Regions from separate parts of the Homo sapiens genome. Here region 2 is linked to region 1. Evidence: read pairs that join two places in POLR2A ChIA-PET (ENCODE). Cell type or tissue: Caco-2. All regions are shown on one strand. Each heading gives the region's core, and the rest is flanking DNA. Links, peaks and the distances in the headings are about the cores only. Region 1 has its middle 7.8 kb from the start of PARTICL. Region 2 holds the start of TMEM150A (transmembrane protein 150A).

The links. ChIA-PET counts read pairs that join two places held together with the same protein. Peaks named below come from ENCODE experiments on the same cell type or tissue, not always from the same donor. Only the 100,000 strongest peaks of a DNase experiment are listed, where the experiment ranks them.
Region 2: POLR2A ChIA-PET joins it to region 1 with 15 read pairs; 27 of 35 experiments call an interaction of 5 or more read pairs at or near these places.

What each region holds. Positions count from the first base shown.
Region 1 is chr2:85,528,369-85,533,739 of GRCh38, reverse strand. No RefSeq gene overlaps it. Among named protein-coding and RNA genes, the nearest start is that of PARTICL, 7.8 kb to the left of the region's middle. In Caco-2, for the core only: no CTCF peak of the experiment used is centred there; no DNase peak of the experiment used is centred there.
Region 2 is chr2:85,600,117-85,605,487 of GRCh38, reverse strand. TMEM150A (transmembrane protein 150A) reads left to right here and starts at 2,790. Exons shown (of 8, transcript NM_001031738.3): 1 at 2,790-2,881; 2 at 3,424-3,604; 3 at 4,006-4,053; 4 at 4,381-4,467; 5 at 5,076-5,143. The coding sequence starts at 3,540. C2orf68 (chromosome 2 open reading frame 68) reads left to right here. Exons shown (of 4, transcript NM_001013649.4): 4 at 1-234. It also overlaps a transcript of USP39 not described here. RefSeq lists silencers at 2,581-3,160, 3,261-3,320. In Caco-2, for the core only: a CTCF peak has its summit at 2,866 (motif pointing right); DNase peaks (open chromatin) are centred at 1,455, 2,737, 3,127 and 3,369; H3K4me3 peaks cover 2,812 bases.

The DNA.
Region 1 (5,371 bases), core at 148-5,147:
GGTCCGGTAGCTGCACAGACAGTGACCCTTGCTGGACAAGTACCTGGTTGATAAAATTGCTCAAAACCTGCAAATATACTACACATGGTCCACTGCTGTAGTGAAGTGCCGGCCCCCTGTACCCCAGTGACTTGAAACTTTTTAAATATCTGACAAAATCTATGGATCTCCCTAGAAATCACACACACACATGGACAAACATTTTATGTATAATTTCTGAAACTTAACCATATATTGCAAGTTAAGAATCCTTGCTAGGGCCGGTGCGGTGGCTCACGCCTGTAATCCCAGCACTTTGGGCGGCCAAGGTGGATCACCTGAGGTCAGGAGTTTGACACCAGCCTGACCAACATGGTGAAACCCCGTCTCTACTAAAAATACAAAAATTAGCTGGGCATGGTGGTGCATGCCTATAATTCCAGCTACTCAGGGGGCTGAGGCAGGAGAATCACTTGAACCTGGGAGGCGGAGGTTGCAGTGGAGCTGAGATCACACCACTGTACTCCAGTCTGTCGGGACGACAGAGTGAGACTCCGTCTCAAAAAAAAATTTTTTTTTAAATCCTTTGGTATCTCTCATAAATTTAAATTCACATTCCCTAGTATCTGCAGTCCCACCTCTAGAAAGCTATTCTAGTCCAGGCACGGTGGCTCACGCCTGTAATTCCAGCACTTTGGGTGGCCAAGGTGGGTGGATCACTTGAGGTCAGGAGCTCGGGACCAGCCTGGACCAACATGGTGAAACCCCGTCTCTACTAAAAATACAAGAATTAGCTGGGCGTGGTGGTGGTGCCTGTAATCCCAGATACTTGGGAGGCTGAGGCAGGAGAATCACTTGAAACCCGGAGGTGAAGGTTGCAGTGAGCCGAGATCGTGCCACTGCGCTCTCGCCTGAACAACAAGAGTGAAACTCTGTCAAAAGATAAAGAGAGGGAGGGAGGGAGGGAGGAGAAAAGAGGAGGGGAGGGGAGGAAAGGAAAGCCTGGCGCGGTGGCTCACGCCTGTAATCCCAGCACTTTGGGAGGCCAAGGTGGGTGGATCGCGAGGTCAAGAGATTGAGACCAGCCCGGCCAACATGGTGAAACCCCATCTCTACTGAAAATACAAAAAATTAGCCGGGCGTGGTGGCACATGCCTGTAATCCCAGCTACTTGGGAGGCTGAGGCAGGAGAATCGCTTGAACCTGGGAGGCAGAGGTTGTGGTGGGCTGATTTTGTGCCATTGTACTCCAGCCTGGGCAACAAGAGCGAAACTCTGCCTCAAAAAAAAAAAAAAAAAAACGAAAAAAACAAATTTATATATTTTGGATATGGAGTCTCGTTTTGTCACCCAGGCTGGAGTACAGTGGTGCAATCTCAGCTTACTGCAAGCTTTGCCTCCCAGGTTCAAGCGATTTTGGTGCCTCAGCCTCCCAAGTAGCTGGGATTACAGACGCCCGGCACCACGACCGACTAATTTTTTGTATTTTTAGTAGAGATGGGGTTTCACTATGTTGGCCAGGCTGGTCTCAAACTTCTGATCTCAAGTGATCTGCTCGCCTCAGCCTCACAAAGTGCTGGGATTACAGGCATGAGCCACCATGCCCAGCCACAGGTGTATATTTTTTTGGTTCATAGAATAAATTCTGGGAATCTGCACGCCAAACTTTACAATGAGTATCTCTGTGGGTGGGATTTATACTTTTCCTGTACTAACTCGTGTCATTTGAAATTGTAAAAATTTGTAAGAATTATTTCAGCAAGTTAACCAAAAAAGATTAGCAGCAAATGTGAGTTATCTCTAGGGTATGGAGTGTGGTGAATAAACAGGCTATAGGAGCCAGGCAGTAGTGGTTCATTCTAGTGAGCTCCCCCAGTGCAAGGAAAGCAGGCTTTTTTTTTTTTTTTTTTTTTTGAGACATGGTCTTTCTGTATGTAGTGTTGCAATCTTGGCTTACTGCAACCTCCTAGGCTTAAGCAATCCTCCCACCTCATCTTGCCAGGTAGCTGGAACCACAGGTGCATGCCACCACACCTGGCTAATTTTTATATTTTTTGTAGATAGGGGGTTTCACCATATTACTCAGGTTGGTCTCGAACAACTGAGCTCAGGTGAGCTGCCTACCTCGGCCTCCCAAAGTGCTGGGACTATAGGCATGAGCCATCATGCCTGGCCAAAGCAAGCATTTTCTATGGCACACCTTCTATGGGGAAGCTCCCAAATACCAGGTAACCTGCCTCAGAGGTGCCATCACCACTGCAGAGCCCTCTGTGAAAAGAAGGACAGCCAACCCATGCTTCATTGTGTTCATTCTTCTGAAGTCATTTGTCACCTGATGGACCACTGAACTTTTTATTTTATAAATATGCAAAGTATACACAATAGACACCCCCACCCCCACACATATCGTGGATACTGTCACAGTCCCAGCCTAAGCTTCAGTGTCCTGAGATACTCTATATGCAGGGGCAATACTGTCCTAGGCATTCCTTTAGTTTGAGAATCTTACTTGGAGATTGGACTACACTCATGGTGTCTGCAGTCTGGCTGGGCCTTGGGAACTACGTGTCATAAGTTACCTGATGGGTAGCCCTTGTGGGCGTGGCCTGGTGTGTACAGACTCTGCGCTCTCCCTGGAATCCTGCCCATGCCAGGCCTACTGCTGCCACCAACACTGGCACTGCCAGGCTCTGCCCCTTGGCCTCCTGCCATGATTTTTTTTTTTTTAAGATGGAGTCTCTCTCTGTTGCCCAGGCTGGAGTGCAGTGGCGCCATCTCGGCTCACTGCAAGCTCTGCCTCCTGGGTTCACGCCATTCTCCTGCCTCAGCCTCCCGAGTAGCTGGGACTACAGGCGCCCGCCACCATGCCTGGCTAATTTTTTGTATTTTTAGTAGAGACGGGGTTTCACCATGTTAGCCAGGATGGTCTCGATCTCCTGACCTCGTGATCCACTCGCCTCAGCCTCCCAAAGTGCTGGGATTATAGGTGTGAGCCACCGTGCCCGGCCTGTGATTTTTTTTTTGTGATGGAGTCTCACTCTGTCACTTAGGCTGGAGTACAGTGGTGCAGTCTCGGCTCACTGCAACCTCTGCCTCCTGGGTTCAAGCAATTCTCCTGCCTCAGCCTTCCGAGTAGCTGGGATTACAGGCACCCACCACCATGCCAGGCTAATTTTTGTATTATTTTTAATAGAGATGGGATTTTCCCATGTTGGCCAGACAGGTGAACTCCTTACCTCAGGTGATTGGGCTGCCTTGGCCTCCCAGAGTGCTAAGATTACAGGCGTGAGCTACTGCACCCAGCCCATGATCTTGGTTTCTTAGAAATGACACCAAAAACATAAGCAGCCAAAGAAAGATGAGCTAAATTGGATCTCATCAAAATTAAAAACTGTGTTAAAGGACACTGTCAAGAAAGTGAAAAGACAACCCACAGAATGAGAGAAAATGTTGACAAATCCTGAATCTAACAAGGGTTAACAAGGATGTGGAGAAATTGGAACACATGTACACCGCTGGTGGGAATGTAAACTGGTGCTGCCGCATTGGAAAACAGTTCTGTAGTTTCTCAAAAAGTTCAACATAGTTACTATATGACCCAGCAGGCCCACTCCTAGGTGTATGCTCAAGAGAGCTGCAACACATGTTTACACAAAAACTTGTACACAAATGTTCATAGCAACTTTTCATTGTAGTCAAAAGGTAGAAGCAACCAAATGTCCATCAACTGATGAATGGATAAATATAATGTGGTATATCCATATAATGGAATATTATTTGGCCATAGAAAGGAATAAAGTACTGATACATGCCACAACATGAATGAATCTTTTTTTTTTCTGAGACAGAGTCTCCCTCTGTTGCCCAGGCTGGAGTGCACTGGCATGAACTTGGCTCACTGCAAAATTCTGCCTCCCGGGTTGAAGCAATTCTCCTGCCTCAGCCTCCCAAGTAGCTGGGATTACAGGTGCCTGCCACCATGCCTGGCTAGTTTTTTGTATTTTTAGTAGAGACGGGGTTTCACCATGTTGGCCAGGCTGGTCTGGAACTCCTGACCTCCGGTGATCTACCCGCCTTGGCCTCCCAAAGTGCTGGGATTACAGGCATGAGCCGCCGTGCCCGGCCAACATAGATGAATCTTGAAGACATTATGCTAAGTGAAAGAAATCAGTGACAAAAAGCATACACTGTATAGTTCCATTTGTATGAAATGTCCAGGCTGGGTGCAGTAGCTCATCTTGTCATCCCAGAACTTCGGGAGACCAAGATGGGAGGATCACTTGAACTCAGGAGTTTGAGTCCAGCCTGGGCAACATGGTGAGAACCTGTCTCTACAAAAAATACACAAATTAGCCAGGGATGGTTGGCACACACCTGTAGTCCCAGCTACTAGGGAGGCTGAGGTGGGAGGATCACCTGAGCCTGGGAGGTTGAGGCTGCAGTGAGCTGTGATTGTGCCACAGCACTCCAGCCTGGGTTACAGAGTGAGACCCTGTTTCAAAAAAAAAGGCAGAATAGGCAAATCAAATCCATAGAAACAAAAAGTAGATTCGTGGTGGCCAGGGGCTGGTGGAAGAAGGGAGTGGAGAGTAACTGCTAATGGGTATGGAGTTTCTTTTTGGAAAGATAAAAATATTCTGGAATTAGATAGTGGTAATGGTTACAAAACGCTATGAATATACTAAACATCACTGATACACATCAAAAAGGTGCGTTTTATGGTATGTGAATTATATCTCAATTACAAAAATTGTCTTTTTATGTTTGGAAAAATAAGAGAAAACGACCTATACTGCCAGCTCGTTAGCAAAACTACTGTTAACATCCCTTTTGGGTTTTTAAAAAGTATAATTTAAATATATTTATAGGTAAATAGTGTAAATGTATTAGTTTCATCAAAAGTTAAATCATTGTATTATTAGCATTTTTCTGTCATCACCTTGTCTTTATATTCGTGATCATTAAGCACTCCGTGATAATAAATTCAAAGGATTTTCTGAGCAATTCCTGAGTGTTGGACATACAGGCTGTTTGAAGTTAGTTTTCCATTACTTAAACAACACTGTAAATGAACTTCTTGTGCATAGAAGTTTTTTTTATATTTGGAATTCTTTCTTTAGGAAAGATTTCCCAAAGTAGAGTAATAGGTCAGAGTAGAAGTACTGGGTCAAAGCTTATTGATTTGTGCTGCTGCAGTTATTTCCCAAAGAGACAAGTGGCTTTGGACCTGGTCAGTTCCCTTGCCACCTGTTCCTGATGTTATGCACCAAATGGGAGAAGGGAGAAGATGGTGACTGCTCCAACTTGAAAGCTCTGGATGATCAAGGAGTTTCAAGCAGTCAGATGGTCAGCCAAGCACCAATGGACAGAAAGCACCGGGAGCGATCCCTTAC
Region 2 (5,371 bases), core at 110-5,109, 72 kb before region 1:
AGTAATGCTAGAATTGAAGACCTTCTGAGTAAAGGGCTTCTCTGCCTTCTCAGAGGCAGGAGAATTTGCACTGGTTGTGTTAAATGTATAAAAAGCTATATGTTCACCAGTTTACTCATTTCCAATGTGTAGATGAATAAAATGTAGTGTACAAATTATTTGAAAATCCCAGAAGGAAGGTACTTTTCAAATACAGTATTTTTTTTAACAAATAAACTTACGATTTTTACAGCACTGTTTTTGCCAAGAGTTGTGAAATAACTTGTGTACTTGGGGAAGTGGAGGTTAAATACCTGCCCTAAAGTCATTCCACCACCGAGTCAGCACTGGAAATCTCATCTCTTGCTTTGCCACACTATTTTAAGAGCTGTCCCTGTTGGAACATAACAACTAGACAGACTCATGTAGCATTAGAGTTGGAAGGTCTTTTTAAAGACATCTGGTCCTACTTCTTACATGATACACAATTCCCCCTACCAACTACCTATGAAGAGCCCTTCTGTCATACGGAGCTCCATCCTGGGATAATTCTATTTTAGGAACTATTAGATTGTCATACTAAGCCAAAAGCTGCCTCATGTCCCGGATCTGGACTACTATGCCTTGCCCCCACATCATGTTAGAACTTGAGTAGTCCTCTCAGGCCTTCATCTTGATTGGATAGGGACTCAAACCCAGCTCAAGAAGATATAGTGTTAAGAATTGCAAAGCTTCCAATTAGGGTTCACAGCCCCATTGGGCAGATAAGGTGCCTACGCAGTGGGAATGCAGTTGGGCAGGAAGATGGTTCCTGTCAATTAGCAAGGAAGCACACCCTTGTCCTGAGGCACAAAGCATAGCCAGCGGCAGGTGAGCTGGATTTTATCCCCCACTGGTTTATTCAGCCAGGTGTGCTTGTACAGTGATCACTACACAGCCATACTTCTTGGCCCTGTTTTAACTACTTGTCCTAATGTGTTTAAGGACAGGGCTCTCCCGCTGGGCACGGTGGTTCACATCTGTAATCCCAGCACTTTGAGAGGCCAAGGCGAGCGGATCACCTGAGGTCAGGAGTTCAAGAGCAGCCTGACCAACATGGTGAAACCCCGTCTCTACTAAAAATATAAAAAAATTAGCTGGGCATGGTGGCAGGCACCTGTAATCCCAGCTACTCGGGAGGCTGAGGCACAAGAATCACTTGAACACAGGAGGCAGAGGTAACAGTGAGCCGAGATTGCACCATTGCATTCCAGCCTGGGCAACAAGTGAAACTCTGTCTCAAAAGAAAAAGGGCTCTCCAACAGGTTTTCTGCTTCCATTTCTGCTTTCCACTGGGTCCAAGAAGGTTTCTCCCTCTTCAAGTCATTGTGCAGTTTATTCTGCTCTACTTCTCTAAAGCACAGGACCCTGTTGTTTCACATAGCCTTTGCCTCACCAGTGTTGCCAAACTTCAGCTCCCCACGCTGGGCAACCTGCGCCTGTGCACCATTCAGGTGATGATCTGTCATCTCACAAGGGCTCCAACAGATGCTGGGACCGCCTTTGAGACAGAATGCCAGGCACACTTCTGATATGTGAAAGTATTTCCACCCTTGCAATAATTTAAGAAACATCCGGGCCAGGCGCAGTGGCCCACGCCTGTAATCCCAGCACTTTGGGAGGCCGAGGCGGGCGGATCACGAGGTCAGGAGATCGAGACCATCCTGGCTAACATGGTGAAACCCCGTCTCTACTAAAAATACAAAAAAATTAGCCGGGTGAGGTGGCGGGCGCCTGTAGTTCCCAGCTACTCGGGAGGCTGAGGCAGGAGAATGGCGTGAACCCGTGAGGCGGAGCTTACAGTGAGCCGAGATCGCGCCACTGCACTCCAGCCTGGGCGACAGAGCGAGACTCCGTCTCAAAAAAAAAAAAAAGAAAAAGAAAAAGTAAAAAAAAAAGAAACATCCAGGAATGCACTCATAGCCTGTAAGTTTTTGGTGAAGCTGGTCAGTAATTTTTCCCACACTATCCTGTTTCCTTTTCCCAGATTCCTCCGGGTCTCTCACCTTCCCCTCTTTGCTTACCAACACTGGCCATGTTAATCCTTACCTACTCTACACTGACACCTACATGTGTCTATTTAGAATGGATGTCCTCTGGTCTCTGCCGTCTTATTTCAAATAAGTGTTGATCAGTCGGGAAACACGTCTTGGACACTGATTTCTGGCTAGTACATTGTGTACTTGTATGCAGGAAAGCAAAAAGTATCTAATGAAAGCAGCCCTCCTCCGGAGTTTGCTGAGCCACAGGAACCATAAGCCAAATCCCAGGCGCTTGGATTTCTTAAGAAACAGCCAAGTCTTTGTGTCTGCTTCTCTGGACCCACCGCAGCCCTGGCCAGAGGCAGGCATGGGGCGCCACGTTGAGAGAGCTTCCTAGAGGACTCACCGTTGGCCGGTGCAGGCTGCAAAATGTGCGCAGTGGCGGAGAGACGCTCCTCCAGCCATGTGCACGGCGACAATCCCAGGTAGAGCTGGAATGCAGGCTGCCCCGAGATCCCCACCTGCTGACGCTTCCCCGGCAGGAATCGGTTAAACGGAACCTCTAGTCATCTCGGTTTTAGAGCGGTCTTCACGCCACAGCCCTCCGCGCCCAGGTCCTCCGAAGTTGGGACACCGCCCACGTTTCCCCCGTGACGCGGGCGCGGGGGCTCGGGAGTTGTAGTCTCGGGCAGGGCGCGGGCACCGAGGCCGGGGCTGCGCGGACTCCACGTCCCGGCGGGCGGCGCGGCGAGGCCTGGGGCCTCCAGGGGCGGGGCCGCTCGGCCCTTTAAACCTTTCAGGGCTGCTCCGAGGGCCGCAGCTAGAGTCGGCGCCACGAGGGGGCCGAGCAGGGTGCGGCGGCGGCGGGGCGCTCCGGGGAGGTGCGTACTGGGCTCCTTCCCTTCCTCCGGGCTTCCAGGAATCACCTGGGGACTCTCGCGTCCCGGGTCCTGGGGGGTCGCCGGCCGCAGGGTCCGGCCCCAGCCGGGGTCCCCGCGCCCAGGCGAGCGGGGGCCGGGCCGGGCTGGGCTTTCCGCGTGAACCCGCCCCTCGCCCAGGGCGCCGATGGTCAGGTGGTTGCCTGCGCGCCGCCGACTCGCCACCGCTCCACTGGGCCGGCACCCAGCCTCTCCTTGGCGTGGCCTCTTCGGTTGTCCAGCCCTTCTCCCAGCCCTGGTCCCTCAGAAGGAGGGTAACTCCCTTCCAGATGTTACGGTCCGCCTGCGTCTCTCAGCACGCCGGTGGCATTTGGGTTGACCGCGGAGGCCCCCAGTGCCAGAGGGTGTTCACGTTCTGCCGTGGGCTCAGCCCAAACTTTGGACGCTCAGAGACCCAACGGGAGCGCTGGATAAGGTGTTGACCCCCTTCCCCTCCCCCTTCCCGGCCAGTTACCCACTCCTGGACTTTGATCTCTCTCCACCAGGCCAGGACAGCTGATGGTTGTGGCAGAAACATCTCAAGGTAGCTGGTCCGCCCCCACTTCCCCATCTACCTCTTGTCCTCCCCCCAACACCACCACCACCCTGGCTCCCCTCCCTCATGACCGCCTGGATCCTCCTGCCTGTCAGCCTGTCAGCGTTCTCCATCACTGGCATATGGACTGTGTGAGTAAAGGGGGGTGCCCGGGGGGCAACAGGAGCTTGATGACGCACACAAAGTCTCTTGTCCTGTCATAGCCACGGTGGTACCCAGGGTCACTCTGGGTGTCTCAAAAGCCTGACTTGGTGCCTGGGCACACAGCCCCTTGGGACAAGCTGGCACCACTGCTGTCCAGCAGGGTGGCCCTGACAAATATACTTCTAGCCAGGGCAATTTCCAGAGGGCCTGTAGCTGGGGGCATGCTGCAGGTGCTGGTGTGGCATCAAGCCTTAGGGACCTCAACTTGAGTCCCCAGCAACAATAATGAGGCTGAATGGGGCCAGAAATCAAGGTTGAAGAGAAGGGTCATGGGGTGGGTTGAGTGGGGCTCGGGAAGGCTGCCAGGGTGACAGTTCTGTTCCCACAGGTATGCCATGGCTGTGATGAACCACCATGTATGCCCTGTGGAGAACTGGTATGAAGGACTCTGCAGACAACCTTGCTCTAAAGCTTCCTTCATCTCTGTCCCCTCTTGGGCCTGAGGCTGCCACGAGCCAGACTGCAACCCTGAGCCTCACTGCTCTTCTCTGAAATTGGTCCCCAGGCATGGCTTCTTGCCACCTACCCACTTCCCACTATCCCTTTGCCCCTTTGGTTACTGCTTCAGGCGGGCACTGGGGAGTGGGATCTTCTGTCCCTGTAGGGGAGGTCTGGGAGAGAGTCCTCTTTGAGGCCTGAGGCTATAGGCCAAGGGCCTGGGGGCAGTCCCTTCCCCCAGTCTACTCCCTGTCCTGCCTGCCAGGTCCTACAACGAGTCCTGCCCTCCTGACCCTGCTGAGCAAGGGGGTCCCAAGACCTGCTGCACCCTGGACGATGTCCCCCTCATCAGGTAAGGCCTGGACATTGGGCCGGTCAGGGAGATCTAAGGGCCTCCCAGACAGCCCCTCAAGCAAAGAGCTGTCCTTGGGTCTCAGGAACAATAAGTATCCTAAGAGCCACTTAATAACAACACTACTTGACAGTTACTGTGGGGCAGGCACTCTGCTGAGTGCTTTATATGCATTGTCTCTTTTCATCCTCCCAGGAGTGAGGCAGGTATTGTTTTCACCATTTTATAGGTGAGGAAACAGGCTCAGTCTTCCTCATCCAGGTCACACAGCTAATAAGCGGAGGCACCTGGATTTAAGCTGGAGCCCTCAGATTGCCCAGCCCGTGTTCTGGCTCAAGGATAGCCAAACCAGCCGCAGGGCTCAGCAAAGAGTGTCAGGGTTGCCCGAACACTCCTGGGCACTCCCTTCTCTCTCACACACATGAGCTCTGCTTTGGGGGCCCAGCCTGGAACCAGTTGTTCATGAGGGACCCTGGATCTTCACATAAATCAGTGGCCTGCCTGCTAAGGAGCAGGTGCAGGTAAAGCAGGGGAGAGCCAGTGAGCCAAAATGGGGGCCCCCCGGGCCTCCTGCACCCCTCTTACTCTGTCCTTCCCCCTCCTCGCAGCAAGTGTGGCTCCTATCCCCCAGAAAGCTGCCTCTTCAGCCTCATTGGCAACATGGGTGCTTTCATGGGTGAGTTGTACCCTTAGCCCTGACCCTGCGTGCCCAGCCCAGTGATCCCCACACAGAAAGGCCCAGGAAGCCCTTCTGTGCAGCCCTCCCCACCAAGGGCTAAGGCAATAGAGGCAGCTTCTCCCCTTCCTTGAAGGCCAAAAGCTGACTCCCACACAGCCACCCTGCTGGCTGGAGCCTGAGGAAACCTAGTTCACCACCCGCCTGTCTGTTCCTTTCTGCCCCTCA